Linked DNA regions of Mus musculus: all the other regions are linked to region 1. The links are chromatin loops, found by intact Hi-C in ENCODE. Cell type or tissue: left cerebral cortex. All regions are shown on one strand. Links, peaks and the distances in the headings refer to the core of each region. The heading gives the core; the rest is flanking DNA.

Evidence for each region. Peaks named below come from ENCODE experiments on the same cell type or tissue, not always from the same donor. Only the 100,000 strongest peaks of a DNase experiment are listed, where the experiment ranks them.
Region 2: a loop joins it to region 1, with 5 times the contacts of the local background. A loop is called at or near these places in 3 of 42 quality-filtered maps.
Region 3: a loop joins it to region 1, with 5 times the contacts of the local background. A loop is called at or near these places in 2 of 42 quality-filtered maps.

Annotation. Positions count from the first base shown.
Region 1 is chr3:140,180,263-140,185,600 of GRCm38, forward strand. No RefSeq gene overlaps it. Among named protein-coding and RNA genes, the nearest start is that of Mir7j, 150 kb to the left of the region's middle. In left cerebral cortex, for the core only: a CTCF peak has its summit at 2,628; a DNase peak (open chromatin) is centred at 2,597.
Region 2 is chr3:141,825,562-141,830,899 of GRCm38, forward strand. It overlaps Unc5c (unc-5 netrin receptor C), which reads left to right. Exons shown (of 16, transcript NM_009472.4): 15 at 1,940-2,118; 16 at 2,846-5,338. The coding sequence ends at 3,011. Among named protein-coding and RNA genes, the nearest start is that of Gm15689, 140 kb to the left of the region's middle. In left cerebral cortex, for the core only: no CTCF peak of the experiment used is centred there; a DNase peak (open chromatin) is centred at 2,952.
Region 3 is chr3:141,460,085-141,465,422 of GRCm38, forward strand. No RefSeq gene overlaps it. Among named protein-coding and RNA genes, the nearest start is that of Unc5c, 2.8 kb to the right of the region's middle. In left cerebral cortex, for the core only: CTCF peaks have their summits at 2,616 and 4,801; DNase peaks (open chromatin) are centred at 2,526, 3,708, 4,188, 4,749 and 1 more place; H3K4me3 peaks cover 2,056 bases; H3K27ac peaks cover 2,678 bases.

The DNA of each region.
Region 1 (5,338 bases), core at 287-5,286:
ACATCCACAGTGAGATCAGATGTGCAGCTGTCCTGCTGTGACCATAAGACACTCTTTCCTGGTAGACATCTACTACTCCTGGAACTTACAGTCATTGAGTCCCCTTTTTAGCATCTAATCTTAGCCTTTCACATAAGGGGTTGCAGTATATATATTCCATTTATGTCCAAGAATTCTGCAGCACTTCATTCTTTGTGTTTGGGCCAATTGAGGTTCTGTGATGTTTTGTATATTCTTGGACCAGGGAGTGGTACCATTTGGAGGTATGGCCTTATTGGAATAGGTGTGACCTTGTTGGAGTAGGTGTGTCACTGTGGGTTTGGGCTTAATACTTTCACCCTAGGTGCCTGGAAGCCATTCTTCTACTAGCAGCCTTTGGATGAAGATGTAGAACTCTCAGCTCTGCCTGCACCATGCTTGCCTGGATGTTGTCATGCTTCCACCTTGATGATAATGGACTGAACCTCTGAACCTGTAAGCCAACCCCAATTAAATGTTGTTTCTTATAAGACTTGCCTTGGTCATGTTGTCTGTTCACAGCAGTAAAACCCTGACTGATACAGAAGTTGGTACTGGGAGTGAGTTGTTTATTATCATCTACTACAAATAGAACTACTCTTGTGAAATTTCAGAAATAATTTTTCTATAAACATAATCAAATGTCATTATTGGTTAGTTTAACAGTGTCCATTTCACAGAATAATTATCATTCCAAGAACTTTGGCTAGAAAGATGAGAGATCCTAGGAGAGAAACTGATACTATTTTAACTTGTACTTTCTAATATTTCATGTTTTGTTTATTCAAAATATTAATTACCTTTGGCTGTCCCAGAACTCACTTTGTACAACAGGCTGGCCTTAAACTAAAGATATCTACCTGCCTCTGCATCCTAAATGCTGAGATTAAAGGCAAACATCACTATATTTCCAAGCAATTATTGTTTCAATCAAAATTATAAAGAAATAACTTCAAATGAATTTTTTGCCTTCTTTGAATAGAGCTATTCTGATAGTCTTTTATTAAATTTAAATTGGAAAGTTTGATTATATATGAAAGAAATAATTTGTTTTTGTTCTGTTTTCCTTTTTGTTTATTTGAAGTGCAGAAGTTATGTAAACCCAGCTGTCTTCAAACTCATTGTGTAGATGAATATAACCCTGAACCCCTGATCTTCCTGTCTCTAACTACCAACCACTAGGGCTCCAAGCATGGGGCACCACATCTGGGGAAACAAAAAAGCTTTTGTTTAATATCTACAGAGATTTTTATATTATCACATTTATTTACCAGCCCAAATTGCTACTACCTCAAATATACATTATTGATATCTTTTTAATATTATTCTAATATCTTCTGCCAGCTGCATCCTCTGCCAGCCAATGTTGTTTTGGTTTTCTTTATATCGTTGTTGTTTAAGGATTCAACCATATACATATATCATATATTATATATTACATATTATATGTTATGCAGTATATGTTATATGGTACATGTTACACATTACACATTATGTAACATGCATTATATTATATATTACATATCACATTATATATTATGCATTATGTATTAAATTATATATTATATAGTATACATTATACATTACACATTATACATTATATAATCATATCATATGTAATATATTGATTATATATTTTGCATCATATATTATATATTTTACTATATATAATGTATATTAATTAATAGTAGTGTGTATGTATGTTTGACATATGTGTGGGTGCTCTTAGCAGCCAGAAGAGAGTGTCAGACCCCTAGAGTGGGAGTTACAGCAATTGTGAACAATTGGAGATAAGTGCCAAGAACTAAACTCAGATCATCTGAGGAAATGGCAAGTTATTTTCACTACTGAGCCATCTAGCTCCCTAGCCCTAGGTTTACTTTTTAATTGGTAAAATAAAGAGACAAAGTGTGGAGCAGAAACTGAGGAAAGGCCATCCAGAGCCTGCCCCACCTAGGGATCCATCCCATATACAGTTACCAAATCCAGACACTGTTGTAGATGCCAAGAAGTGCTTGTTGAAAAGAGCCTGATATAGCTGTTTCCTAAAAGGCTCTGCCAGAGCCTGACAAATACAGAGGTAGATGCTCACAGCCAATCATCAGAGAAAAGACTGAAGAAGCTGAAGGGGTTTGCAACCACCTAGGAAGAACAACATCAACCAACCAGACCCCCCAGAGCTCCCGGGGAGTAAACCACCAACCAAAGAGTACACATGGAGTACACATGAAACGACCCATGGTTTCAGCCAAATATGTAGCAGAGGATGTCCTTGTTGGACATCAATAGGAGGAGAGGCATGGGGGGATGCAGAAGCAGTGCAAGAATGCTGCCTACTGTCTTGTTTCCACTGGCTTACTCAACTTGCTTTCTTATAGCACCCAAGAGTATCAGCCCAGGGATGTACCATCCACAATGGGTTAGGCCCTCCTCCCTTGATAACTAATTGAGAAAATGCCTTGCAGCTGGATCTCACGGAGACATTTCTTCAAGGGAGGCTCCTTTCTTTGTGACAACTCCAGCTTGTGTCAAGTTGACACACAAAAACAGCCAGTACACAGATTCATTTTCTATACTATTTATTGTACTAATTTACAAACTTCCGAAGACAGATGGCGCTGAAGATCATTGGGAAATATGAACTCTGGATTTTGTAGTTTAGGTATTAAGCAAAACCGGAGTCTATTTCTTAATTAATTCTTAATTAAGATGATTGAAGTGAACCCCAAACTTCAAAGCCATGATTCTCCTGCCCCAGCCTTCTCAGTTCCTAGATGATAGGTATACATCTTTAAACCTTGTTCCAAATTAGACACACACATATACACAGGTGCAGACACAACACAACCACCAACACAACACTATACCCAATTGAAACATTTCAAGGTAAGTTCATACATATGGCATGATAATACAAATACAAATATATTCCTGAATTTACTCTTTAACATGTTTCATATTTTATTTTATTTTATTTTATTTTATTTCATATTTTGCTAAATTTATATTTGGGGTTTCCAATAAAAAGTAACTGAAAGCTTTGTCTCTACCTCTAGTCGCTTTTGTAAGGTGGTGGACCTCTCTCTCTCTCTCTCTCCCTCCTTGTTCCCTCTTTCCCCCTCTTTTCCCCTCCCTCCCCTCCCTCTCTGTCTTTCTCTCTGACTCCCTCTCTCTCCCACTCCCTCCCTTCCTCCCTCCCTACACCCTCTCCCCCCTCTTTTCTTCTCTCCCTTCCTCCCTTCCCCCCCACCCACTGTCACTCACACACTCCCTGCCCCCTTTTCCCCCCACCTCTCCCATCTCTCTCCTCTCCTCTTTCCTCTCTCCCTTCCTGCCCCCCCCGCCCCGTTTTCACTGTGCTTTGTGGCCCTAAGATGCAAGCAGCTTCCTCTTCCACCTATTTTACTGTCATGCTTTTCTATTCCTCCATAGACCTCGCTGTACTGCAGATCTGTAGAAAGCATAAGCAAAAATCATTTTCCATGGGACTGTTCTTGCAGAGGAACTGGATTTAGGTTACTTGCACTTAACTCTAGGGGTGGGGTGGCAAGGGCTTACATACTCCTTAAATTTCAGCCCCAAGGATGTCAATGCCTTTTCTTGGCCTCTGTTGGTCCCAAACATTTAAGCAGTGCATATACATATGCACAAACCCTCACATATAGGCATGATATTAAAGTGAAAGAATCCTACTACTTTGATTTTCTTTGACTTGTTTGACACAGTGATGAACAGGTGACTGATATATAGACCCTTCATGCTAAAATGTTCACTTATAATCTATGATCAATCACTGAAACGAATCTAACCACCTAATCTGACACCCAAGACCTGTTCCTGTTCACCTACTGAAATGTATCTTTGTAATCTTTATTTTGTATGCATGTATGTATGTATGCATGTATGTATGTATGTATGAATGTACTTATGTATGTATGCATGCATGTATGTATGTATGTATGTATGTATGTATGTATGTATGTATGTATTTGGGAACACTGTTTTACTCTCTAGTCCAGGCTGTTCTGAAACTTACTAGACAACCTAGGCTGATCTCAAACTCATGGACCTATTTCTGAGAGGATAGGTGTGGCACCCTGTGTGAGCAGCTCATGAATTTTAGCTTTTATAACTTCCCAAATGATAATTTACTTAGACAAATCTTTCTAGTGTTCCTTATCCCTCATCTCAAGTATTATTTTTCTCTATTGTAATAAACTTTTTTGAATCTTCCCTTGTGCTGATAACTCCAGCTTTCCTTTGCTGTCCCACACACTTCGATGTGGCTAACTTATATGCTCACTGTCCACCAGAAACCATGTGCTAATCAGGAACGAAGGGGGATGGGAGGCAAAGCAAGAAAATACTAGAGAGTTTACAGAAGTTTCGGGGGCGGGGTGGGAGGAGTGTGCACGGGGAATCTGACAGCTGGAGACAAAAGTCCCAATCTAAATCATTGTGACAAACTCCAGGAACTCTTCAGTACAACAGAGTGCCAATATCACACGAATAAATACTTGAGAAAATATCACAGGCCGAAGAAGACAATGAAATCTATAGAAACAAAAATGAAGGTTTAGAGGAATCTGCAGTGTGGGACAAAGTCGTCATTTTCCCCTGCGAATTATCTTGGCATTTCATGATCTTTTTATTTTTGTGGGAACAGAGGATACAAACATTGTGAACACTTAACACAAGATATTTCAAATCTAATCACAAACTCCCCCCCACCCCAAGTCATGTATATGTTTTTAGTAGGGGAGGGTAAATACCATATGCAAATTCCATGTCTAAGATTCCTTAGTGTAGAAGCCCAGATGGCTTGCCCTTTTTATATATGTATTCCTCCTTGCTGGATTAAGGAGAAATGGTTTAAAAAGAAAAGAGGCAAAGGGGAAATTTGCATGGACATAACCCCATGCATTAGTGGGTGTCTAGAAAGCCAAGCCTTATGCAAGAAAAATGGAAGGTGCTTAGAGAACTGCTTTTCCCTCCACTTTTGTTCTGCTCCTTCCCATTCTCCCTGATCATTATCATCAAGCAGCTGTTACAGAGAGTGCCGGATTAACCCACAGAATTGAAATGCTCCCTCTTCAAGCAGAGATCTGAAGGCTGCACAAGGCAATATTAGGTTGTTGCTTGAGCTCTTACAGGGAATGAGCCGTTCTGTGATAGCCTTTGATCAGTTTTTACCTGTTGTTCCTCTGAAGTGTTTTGTTCATCGTGATTAGATGAATCAAAGCACTGTCTGTCCCAGAGAGAGAATTGTCTAGATGCCAGCCAATTTTAAAACAGAGCAGTTTGTAAAGAAGTAGGAAAA
Region 2 (5,338 bases), core at 52-5,051, 1.6 Mb after region 1:
GTGAGGGGATGGTAAGTTTTCCTTCTGGACTTAAGGAATAGTCACAATAAGGAGTAAGAGAACTTGAACCTGGGTGAAGTCACTAAACTGTTAGTGATAGTGTAGAACTTTACTGCTCCCCCACAACAATGCAGTCATGAATATTGCTGTGCCCAATATAAGCACTGCAACTCTTGAGTCCTAACATTGCCAACATAGTCCACTAGGAAGCATTGATGTGAGTCCCTAAATGAATCACTGCTTGGGCTTTTGAAGCCCTGTGACCCTGGAGGTTATGGACTCTTGCTTTTTGGCAGAGCTCTGTGCCTGAGGGGAAAGAACTGCAGGTTCTGAGTCTAATCGGAGCTCCCTAATCCTGCTGGATGCTTCCGAGCGGCAGCCCACAGTCTAGCCATGGAACCAGAGCTAAGATACAAGAGCCAGCACCATCTCTTTGCCAAGCTATTGCTTCTGAGCCCTGATACTTTGATCAAAGCCAAGACTATTGTATATATATTCTTTACTTTCAAAAACAATAACAATAAACAAACAAACAAACTCCAGAAAAACAATTTTCTCTCACATGTCCCCCAGCTCCTCAATGGGTCTCATCCAGAGGGATGATAGAAGTTGAAAATCACCATTGGCCACTGATCCCCAAAACGCAGACCACCCTGTGGGTCACATTTGGGAGCCAGCCAGCTGAGACACCCCACCTGCCCCTCAAAGCTCCTGCAATCCCAAGTCTGCAGAGACCTCAGAATCAGGGCAGGACATGAGGGCTCTAACAGCAGGGGCAATAACCCCCTAAGCTCAGCATTTAGAAGGACATCACAGACTTCAGGATGACCTGGGCTCTGTGCCTAGTGTCTCCTCCAGCACCCCAAGGCGTTACCTGCCTTAAAAAAGAGGTGACATTCAAAGCAGATCGAGAAGATTTCTTGTTATTGCTTTAATGGTTCCCAGGCAACGTTTCCTCTTGCTTTCAGACCAGCAGAAGTGATCAGAAAATGATTAGAGTTTCTCTTGCAGATGAAATTTAGATTTTTGCATTTGTGCTGCTTTATGAGCTGAAACTATTTTAAGAGCCAATTTATAGTTTTCTCTACTAAAATCGGATTAAAAAAAAATAAGCAAGGAGGTTCAGCAATTAGAGGATACCATTAGTGGCTTGCCCTAAGGCAATACTCTGTGTTTACTACTTTTTTTTAAGTTTGCCTTAATTTGATCTATCTTAGCATCGCCCCATTTTATCAAGCAAGAGATGGAGGGAACTACCTTCACAGGGCTAGCTGAGGTCTCCTATGTGTTCACAGAGAGGATGCCTTTACAGTTAGATGGCTTCTAGAAGATCTTATTTCTCTCAGATGTATTTATTCCTTCAGGAAGAAGTTCCCTTTTGAGCATTTCCAACATCTAAACCTTTGAGAACATAGACATTCCCTCTCTTCTCCATTCCCAAAGCAACCATTCTCAGTCTGTGGGCTGAGACCATGGGAAAAACACGTATTTCTGGTGATCTTAGGAATTCCCAACCATAAATTTATTTATGTTGTTACTTTCATATCTGTAATTTTGATACTGAGAAGTCTCTCAGTTCCTGAGGCCAGTAGGAGTTTATGTTTTCCAGTGGTCATGATCCACAGGTTGAGAACTGCGATCTTGGAGTGTCTCATTAGGGAAGCCATTGTGGAATCTTACTAGAGCTTTCTGCCCTGCCCAGTCCTGACCTAGGAACTCTGAACATGGGCTATACAAAACTATCTCCCTCTACCTCTACTAACCCACTACTTCCAGGCCAGGAAGAGACTGTCCTTCTTGAAGAGAAGAGAACCTGTACTCTTTGTATCCATCTCAAGTTGGATACAGAGAATATCCAACTGAGAGTCAAGTATTATGCTGACTGAATCAACAGCGATTACACTTGCCTTCTGAAAAGAAAGTTGTGTCGTTCCTACAGGAACCTACTGGCATCGACTTACCTCTCCTGGACCCTGCTAGTACCATCACCACTGTCACCGGACCAAGTGCTTTCAGCATTCCTCTCCCTATCCGGCAGAAGCTATGCAGCAGCCTGGATGCCCCTCAAACAAGAGGCCATGACTGGAGGATGCTGGCCCATAAACTCAACCTGGACAGGTGAGTGTGTCCAGGCTTCTAGACCTACTGTTTTCATTTAGCAGAGATTCCAGGACTGAAAGGAATGATATAGAAAGTGGCACTTTTCTCTTCCCACTACACATCTGTTTATATTTTCATTCTGACTGTGAGCTTCCAAACAATTCCAAGAGAATTCCTGGGATATATGACATTTATCAGTGTCAAGATTTGTGATAGACTTTACCTAGCTCATGTGCTAAGAGCTCCTAAATATGATGTCTATTCACTAAAGTAATTATTGTTCATCCATCGCCAGTTGAACAAGACGTAATGCATGATGAATAATTTACATGCTCACACAAGCACTTGTATTAAGTTATAAAGAGACCCTGAGAGCCTCTGCTTCGTAGAAAATATCTGTCACCTCCAAGGAAGAGATGTGGTATGACCTGTCAAAGATCATCAGAGTCCAGACTGGACAGAAAACATAAGCCTCTTGATTTCCTGTTTAGGACAAAACCCACAGACACGTTGTCTCTTAAATTATCCTATTCAGAGTTGAGGTTAACAAAGTTAAACAGCACATGTCCTGTCTGGAGCTGATCTAATTAGGAACCGAGCAATCATTAAGTGGAGTTCACTAGGATCCACGGTAGGACTGAAATGCTTCAAGACAGACAGGTTTAGTGCCAACGCAGAGAAGATAATACTGTAAATAGACCTGTAAATCACACCTCTAAGCATATTTTCCCATTCTTGATTGCAGGTACTTGAATTACTTTGCCACCAAATCGAGCCCAACTGGCGTAATCCTGGATCTTTGGGAAGCACAGAACTTCCCAGATGGAAACCTGAGCATGCTGGCAGCCGTCCTGGAAGAAATGGGAAGACATGAGACAGTGGTGTCCTTGGCAGCAGAAGGACAGTATTGACCACACTGGAACTAAAGCTGAAGGACACAATTACACAGGGAGTCTGTGTTCAGGGGAACCACATCTGAGGAGGAAATCCAGATAGGACCAAGGCGCTCTACAGGCAAGATGGCAACAGGAAACTTGGGGGACAGATATAACCACCAAGGTACACGCCCACTTCATTCGGACAGCACCACCGCGGGAGTTAAGAAAAATTGTGTAAATTTGTACCTTGAATTTAAGAATCAATCTAATTTTCTCTTCGTTGGGCTGTATGCTGTATGGTACAGGATCTTACAGTTTCCTAGGAAACGCTTTTTATTGCTATCCAGATGTATGGATAAACTTTCTTAACAAACCCAGTTTCTACAAATGTTGTTTACATCAAATTGGACAGGGATGCAGACACTGTCCATGGCTCGTTCTATTTTTGTTCAGATCATTTGAAGTTGAAGCTGTGGACAGTTTATTGTGTCTATTTCAGATTAGTAATTTACAGAGAAATCACAGACTTTTGCTAAAAATCATGTACATCAAGTGTCTCAGATAATCTTCCCATCAGTGTTCTGTTTCTGAAACTTGTTGGACCAGTATTGGCATTGGTATCAGGGAAGTGGAGAATCTAAATGTAAAGGAGAAATTGAGAAAATTCCTTATATCCTGGGGTAACCCCGTTGGTATCCTTTGGGAACAGAGCTCTAGCATTACAGGGGAGGTAGCTATTCATGTTCCTCCACACAAACATTTCTGTACCACATGTGTGTTTGTAATAAGCAATTTCAAGTGTTTTTTAAAAAATATTATCATTATTATTGATGATTATTACAAATATTCTAGTAAAAAGAATTTCCTTTTGTTTTAGTTAGCAATACTGTTAGTGTTTGGTGTTGACTAGACCTGCCTCCCTTTCTTGCCTAAAGAGGTGGGCATGGTCACCAGTTTAGTTCAATAGCTTTTGCTTCCTTGACCTTTGGTCTACCATTCTGTGGTGGAAAAGACAGAAATGCTCAATGGCTATGTCTGCTCTTTCAGCTTGCTCGGTCAGAGTCTTTCTGTTCTTGCTCTTATCATGAGGAGAGTTCTCTATGTAAAGTTCATTTACTCTTGTGGCTATCTGGGAGGCAGTATGGTTGTGGGAACAGTGTCTGAACTAGGAATCAGGAAACCAGTTATCCTTGTGGAGTTGGTCCCTGTATGGCTGTGTGACTTTGGGGAAAACATTGAAACTCACTGGCGCTCATTGCCCTTCTTTGTAAACTTTGTGGTGAGACCAGATCATCTCAAGGTTCCAGAATGCTGATCTCCCATTCAAATGTCATCATCCTTTTCTATCTTGCAGGCAGGATTGATTTGAACAGGGATTACTTCAACACACATTTGTTTGTCTTTATCTTTGTGTCATTATTGCATGATGTTGTTCGCTTAGAGATGGCATCCTTTTCTTACCATTGTCTTGACCTCTGCTGGGGCCCTAATGTCCAGCCTTCCAACTAACTGTAAATTCTACTTTACTCATTTATTGATCTCCAGATCTCAAGACCATTTCTACAAAAAGCCCATGCAGCTGAATGAATTGGTAACATTTTTCTTTCTTTATTACTCTTTGCTTTAGTAATATTCAGTTGTATTTATGTAGATTAGTGCTATAGGACCATCCTATAAAACGTTAGTTGTGCATACTCCTTGGGACCATCCTGGGTTTTGTTTGTTTGTTAGTTTGTTTTTATTTTTTGATATAGGAACTCCATTCAGCAGATAGTGAATGAAAACTTAGCAGCCCCACTGACATAGTTAAATAGAAAGCACCTATGCCCTTAAGTCAGAAACTTCAAAATATGGCTGTGGTGTACTTTGGGGCTAGAAGTATTCAGGTTGCTGAATGGATTCCATTGGGAATCATTTTGCCTAATACCCTCTGATTCTGTTACTTCCTGATACACGCTAACTCTTCTATCCTAGTCATTAAAGAACTGTGGGTACAGTTGTGGAGCCTCTTCCTTCATGCTGTTTGTCTTCTCTTTCAGAGATGTATTCTACAGTCTCTTTCTCTAACCATATTCATATATAAAAATCCTGGTCCCACTGACTGTGGAAGGGAAATTCTATACTCCTAACGAAGTTTGTTGGCTGATATCTGTAAGCATGAGTTTGTTCGAACTTTTAAGAGTTTGATTGATGTTCTTAAAAAGTAAGAGGAAGAAAGACTTTGCTGCCTCTTGAAACAAGTGTGAAGGTTCCTCTACACTTCTTGGATTTTGGAACCATCAAAGAAATCCAAACTGAGAGGTCTGGACTGGATGTTCTGTGTAACTTCAATGCTTTGTGCTAAGTCAAGAGGAACAAAT
Region 3 (5,338 bases), core at 52-5,051, 1.3 Mb after region 1:
AGAAAGCAATGTATAAGGGGCCAGTGTTGTTCGCTTCTAAAGCAATGCGACTTTGGGTACAGTGTTAAGCTATGGGATAAAACTCTGCCTGAGGACCAATTATGTAACACAAAGTACAAAGCAGAGTTCCGCCATGTTGGTGGGAATTCCTCCAATGTTTTGTATTAATCTTTCTTTACTTCATTGAGATTGCTTCAAGGAAAGCCCTCTCCCCAATTTCAGTCCATGTTTCTAGCTACCAAAATGAGTACTTAACACAAGGCACACAGTTCAATATAAGTTTAATCCTTTGGTCAGAGTGATTGAAGGACTGGTCAAAACCAAGTGGTCATGGCCCAAGTTTGGTCAAGGGACTACTTTCTGGATTTTGTTGGCCACATGAGAATAGGGTTATGTTTTATGCTAATATTGATAATGGTAAAAACACTGTAAGTCAGAGCTTCCAAGGCTTGCAGTACAACCACAAGTCTCTTTATGAAGCCAAAACATAAGTAAGTTTTTAGGTGTAAAACATGACTGCGGAAATCATTCTGGCACTAAGAAATATCAACTGTGCTTCTTGGACAGGCTGTTTTCTTCTGAGTAAAAATAATATATCATAGGTTTCTATATGACCCTCAAAATTCATGTGTTGGAGCTGTGTTCCCTCCACACTGCAATAGAATTGAGTCATGGGTGTCTTCTAAGAGGTAACTGAGTCTTGGTACACTATCCTCATAAATTCATTAAGTTATCATGGGAGTAGATGTGTGTGTGTGTGTGTGTGTGTGTGTGTGTGTGAATGGATGAATGGCCCATCTACACTTGCTCTATCAAACCATCTTGTTTTTTTTTTGTTTTGTTTTTTGTTTTTTTTTTTAACCAGTTCATTAGATGACTTGGCAAGAAGGAACCCTCCATTGCCCACACCTCCGTCTTAGATTGTCCAACTATCTTCACAATTATGAGGAGATGCATTTGTGTATTTTATATATAACCATTTTCAGTATTTTGTTACAGCAGTATTAATGAAGTAAGACAATAGTGGTACTTCAATTCAATATCCAGTGTGTGAGCTAAGCAAGATAGTCCACAAAGAACTTAGTATCCTCACTTAGTATCCACATAGCAATCAGTTCATAAATGTTAGCTATTAGCAACACAGCGTTTATCTCCGCCCAGGACTATTCTGTTAGGTAGAGTGATGAATTATCACTTCTTATTAAAGGTTGTTTAAGTCAGGTTGTTTTCCTTTGCTAATAGTCTTTTTTTTTTAATATAGGTAACAGGAAGTGCAAAGTTTCAGAGAGTGCATGTTTATGAGAGACTAAGTCTCTTTCTCTGGGATGAGGGAGAGAACTGTGATTGAACCAGCTGATTCTGGACCATCTGGCCTCCCTTGCGTGAGTTCTACCAGTCATGTTATAGCCGAGGTCTCCACACCCATCCCCCATCCTACTCAGAGTTTTCCTGTCATCCTACACATTTGGTAAAATCCTGCTTCTATGCAGCTAGTTAATAATATCCTCACTACAGAGAATTGTTTTTAGATATCCATTAAGATATAAAAAAAAATGTGAATAACCAAACATAAGGACAGAGATAAAAATGAGAGGAAATATTTCTGTGTTGAAAATAGATGCTCAGTTCATTTTATTTAAGCCTTGCACTGGAAACTTTTTCCATAGTGGTTTAGAGTAAATACTATTATTACTGAGAAGCCCACATGCTAAATAGCATACTTTTCTTGGTGTAGATTTCTGGAGGGATATGCAGGGGATTTGCATGCTTAATTCCCATTAGCACCTGTCACTGGGATTTATTATCCCACAGTTAATTCTCCACTTACCGGAGCCAAGAAATAGGCAGCCCTGGTGTATGGATTGAAACGAAGCTTTTTATTTTTCCAAAAGTGAGATGCTTTTCATGTTGGTTCCTTAAACACCTGCGTTATTTTAAGCCTGAAAGGTCACATTCAGATACACTTTGGGTTCAGATTTATTCACACTTGATTTTTATTCAACAGTTAGAAAAGCCTACACATCATTTGAAATTGCACAGGGTGCTATTCAGGTCTTGGCTCAGTTTTCAAATCCACTGCTTCATATTCCTTATTCAATACCCAAAGAATACTTACTATGTGCTAGGCTGTGCTCTATAGTTTGGGCAGAGAGTGCTAAGCACGATAGGGAAAATGCCCTCTCCTTGAGATGCATACATTCTATTGGCAAGCACTTATTTGTGAGTGCACATACGCATGTAGATGTATAAAATAAGCACTCAGATAAGTGGGCAGATATGTAAAGTGAGCACTCGTTGGGAAATCCAAGCAGGTGAAAGGAATGGAGGGTCCCGGGAATTAGTCAGAGTCCTCTCTAGACAGAGATGTATGTGCCCAGATCTCTGCGTCTGAGCAAACTGTACTAAGCAGCCTCAAAAACACTGCGTTATTGTTTTCATGGAGATGAAACTGTGACAGTCAGTGACACTAGACACAATGCTGATACAAAGGCAGTGTGTAGCTGCCAGAGGCATTGCTGGAGCTGCGCTGCTCACAGGTGCTTTTAGGGCCCCTGCCCCTATACTCTCTTCTTTCCTCTTCATAGCCACACATCTTTCTCAAACCATGCTCCTGCCCTCTTTAGGCTGAATCTCAGCATTGAACTACTTTCCTTTGCCTTATCGCTGACTGGTGCTTTTAAGGCACTAATTTCATGCGGTATCGACTGCTGAGGGCTTCAAAGATCCAAGCAAGACGATGTGATCATTTTAACCTTCCTCATCTGTCCTAGACGTTGAAGATTCCTCCCAGGTGAACCTTTTTGTCAACCAGCCAACCAATCCTGACTGAATACCAAGCACGGATAAGGTTTTGTGTTAACAGTGTGGGTTGGAAAGATCTGCAAGGCAGGGTGTCTGCTTTAAATGAGTTAAATCCTAATTAGGAAAAACAGCCAAAAGACGGGTATAACTAATAACTGCCCAATTCTACAACTTTATGGTTGTTGTTGTTTGAGACAGGTTCTCTCTTCATAGCCCTGACCATTTTGGAGTCCCCAAGCTGGCTTTAAACTTACAGTGATTCTCCTGCTTCTGCCTCCTGAGTTCTGGGGTGACAAGCATAGCCCACCACACCTAACACTTCACAACTTTGCAGTCTTGTTTACATAACACTAACTCTGCACAGAGATTTCTCTGACAGACTTCAAGCTCTTATTCTTCTTTTGGGAAAATTATAGAGAAAACCACTAGATTTAACCATAGTCTCTTCATGATATTGACAGGTTATTAGCACCATCCCCCCATGGTAGCCATTGTCTTCATAAAACCATTTACATTCTGAGGACAAGTAACATAAACGTTAGAAATTGCCATTTCACAGAAGTCACACTTGGATGTGTGTAAGAGTTAATGACTACAATTTTGAGAACATAGATATAAACAAATTCTTGAACTTAACTGAGGAAGGTACTGTTGAACTGAGGTAGCAAAAAAGGCTGAGTGTCTTCTAGATCAGAACAACAGTCATCAATGACAATGCCGGGCATTTTACCTATAGTTAATACTTTCTAACCTCAGGAAACCTTATATCTCATTGCTTCTAATAAACCCACTTTACAGATCAGGAAGTGGAGACACCTGGCCTTTTGAGCCATGCCATCCAGCTAGTAAATCACTGTGGATTGATCCGCCCATCTGGCATCAGCACCTGACTACCCACATTTCCTGATGTGCCCATGTGGGGAGGTTGAAGAAAATTAAGCGATTTTAAAGTGGCAGGCAAAGTCTCCATGGAAATAAAAAGAAGCTAATTCTGTCAATGTCTCTCCCAAGAGTGACCTTCCCAAGTCTATGAAATCCATCCAAGGCATACATAACGGGTAGAGGTTTCAATGGTGCTTGGCAGGCAGAATCACAAGGCATTAGAATTAGAATATTTCGAAGAGAGGTAAAAAAAAAAAAAAAGAATCATGACATGCAAAAGTTACCTGACCTGCTCACCCGGACAGTTCTGACCACAGCTCAAATTAGACTTGAAATCAGCCATTTTCTCCACCCGCCCCACACTTTCTAAACTCTTCTGTGTATTTACATATGGCTCCTTTTGCACTTGAAACTGAACCTTTACGTGATAAAATTATTCATTTTAAATGCACAAACATCGGGGATTTTTCACACTATCTTGTGGAGCTTAGCTGGTGTGTTCAGACATTCGCCTTCCTTTTGTCTAGGCTGGGCTTGTTTTACCCACTCCTCCTCACACTCCTCCTTCATCCTTTTATCACGAATTCACAACCTAACTACTCCCCAAAATGTCTTTCTGTACTGAAGCAGATTTAGTCCTCTCTCCTCGCTCTTAAGAATTTGGAGACTAAGTTATAGGTTCCAACATCAAGTTGAGCATCTGCAAATTTTGTTCTTTTTTTTTTTTTTTTGGGGGGGGGGGGGTTCTCTTGGTTTTGCCGCGGCACTCTTTAAATGTTCAATCTCAGCAGCCACCAAGATGAACAAGCAAAAAAAAAAAAAAAAAAAAATCAGTACCGAGGGAGTTTCCATTGATTTCCAGTTTTTGTTCCACCACAAATAGGTCACCGGCTCGCAGAGCATAAAACAGCCTGACTGGCGCTGACAACCCAAAGATAGTGGGCTGAGCCACTACAAATGCTTCTTGCCTTCTTTCCCATCTATGCGAACAAGTTCCAGCCCGCCTCCGGCTCAATCAAGCGCAACTCCCTAAATCCTAGAGCGAGAGCAGTCCTGGGGCATCTGGCTTAGGCTTGGCCGGCTCAGGGACACTGCCAGGCGGTGGGCTGAGCTCCGCTGGACACCGCCAAGTGGCCTGAGGCGTGCCCGCAGCGCTTGCGGAGCAGGAGTCTGGCGCCAGGCGGGGAGACTGTGCTGCCCCTGGCCGCAGTTGCCTCTGCCCCCAGGTGTCCCTTGTCAGCGCCGGAGCGAGTGAGCAAGTGAGCAAGTGAACCCAGTGGACTCCACCTTCCGCGCGAGGCGTGGATTTCGCTCCATCCTCGCTTACATAAGGCGGGCGAGCGCGCTCCCGCCGCCGCTTCCCCCCGCGCGGAGTGGGGCCGCGCCCTCCACGCCTCCTCTGCGAGCGCCACCCAGGACCCCCGCTCGCCCCACTCCTGGAGGCGACAGTCGCTGGACCGTCGGCGGGCGGGCGGCAGCCCGGGAGTCTCTCCGGCACAGAAGCGCAAGGATCAGAGCGGGGAGCGCCTCGCTGGCTCGCCACTCCTCCCGCTCTTGCCACCTCCCCATCCCCGGCGCCTGTGCGATCCGAGCGGGCGCGGGGACCCGAGAGCAGCGCCCGCTCGGCTGGCGGCGGAGCTGCGGGAGCTGTGGT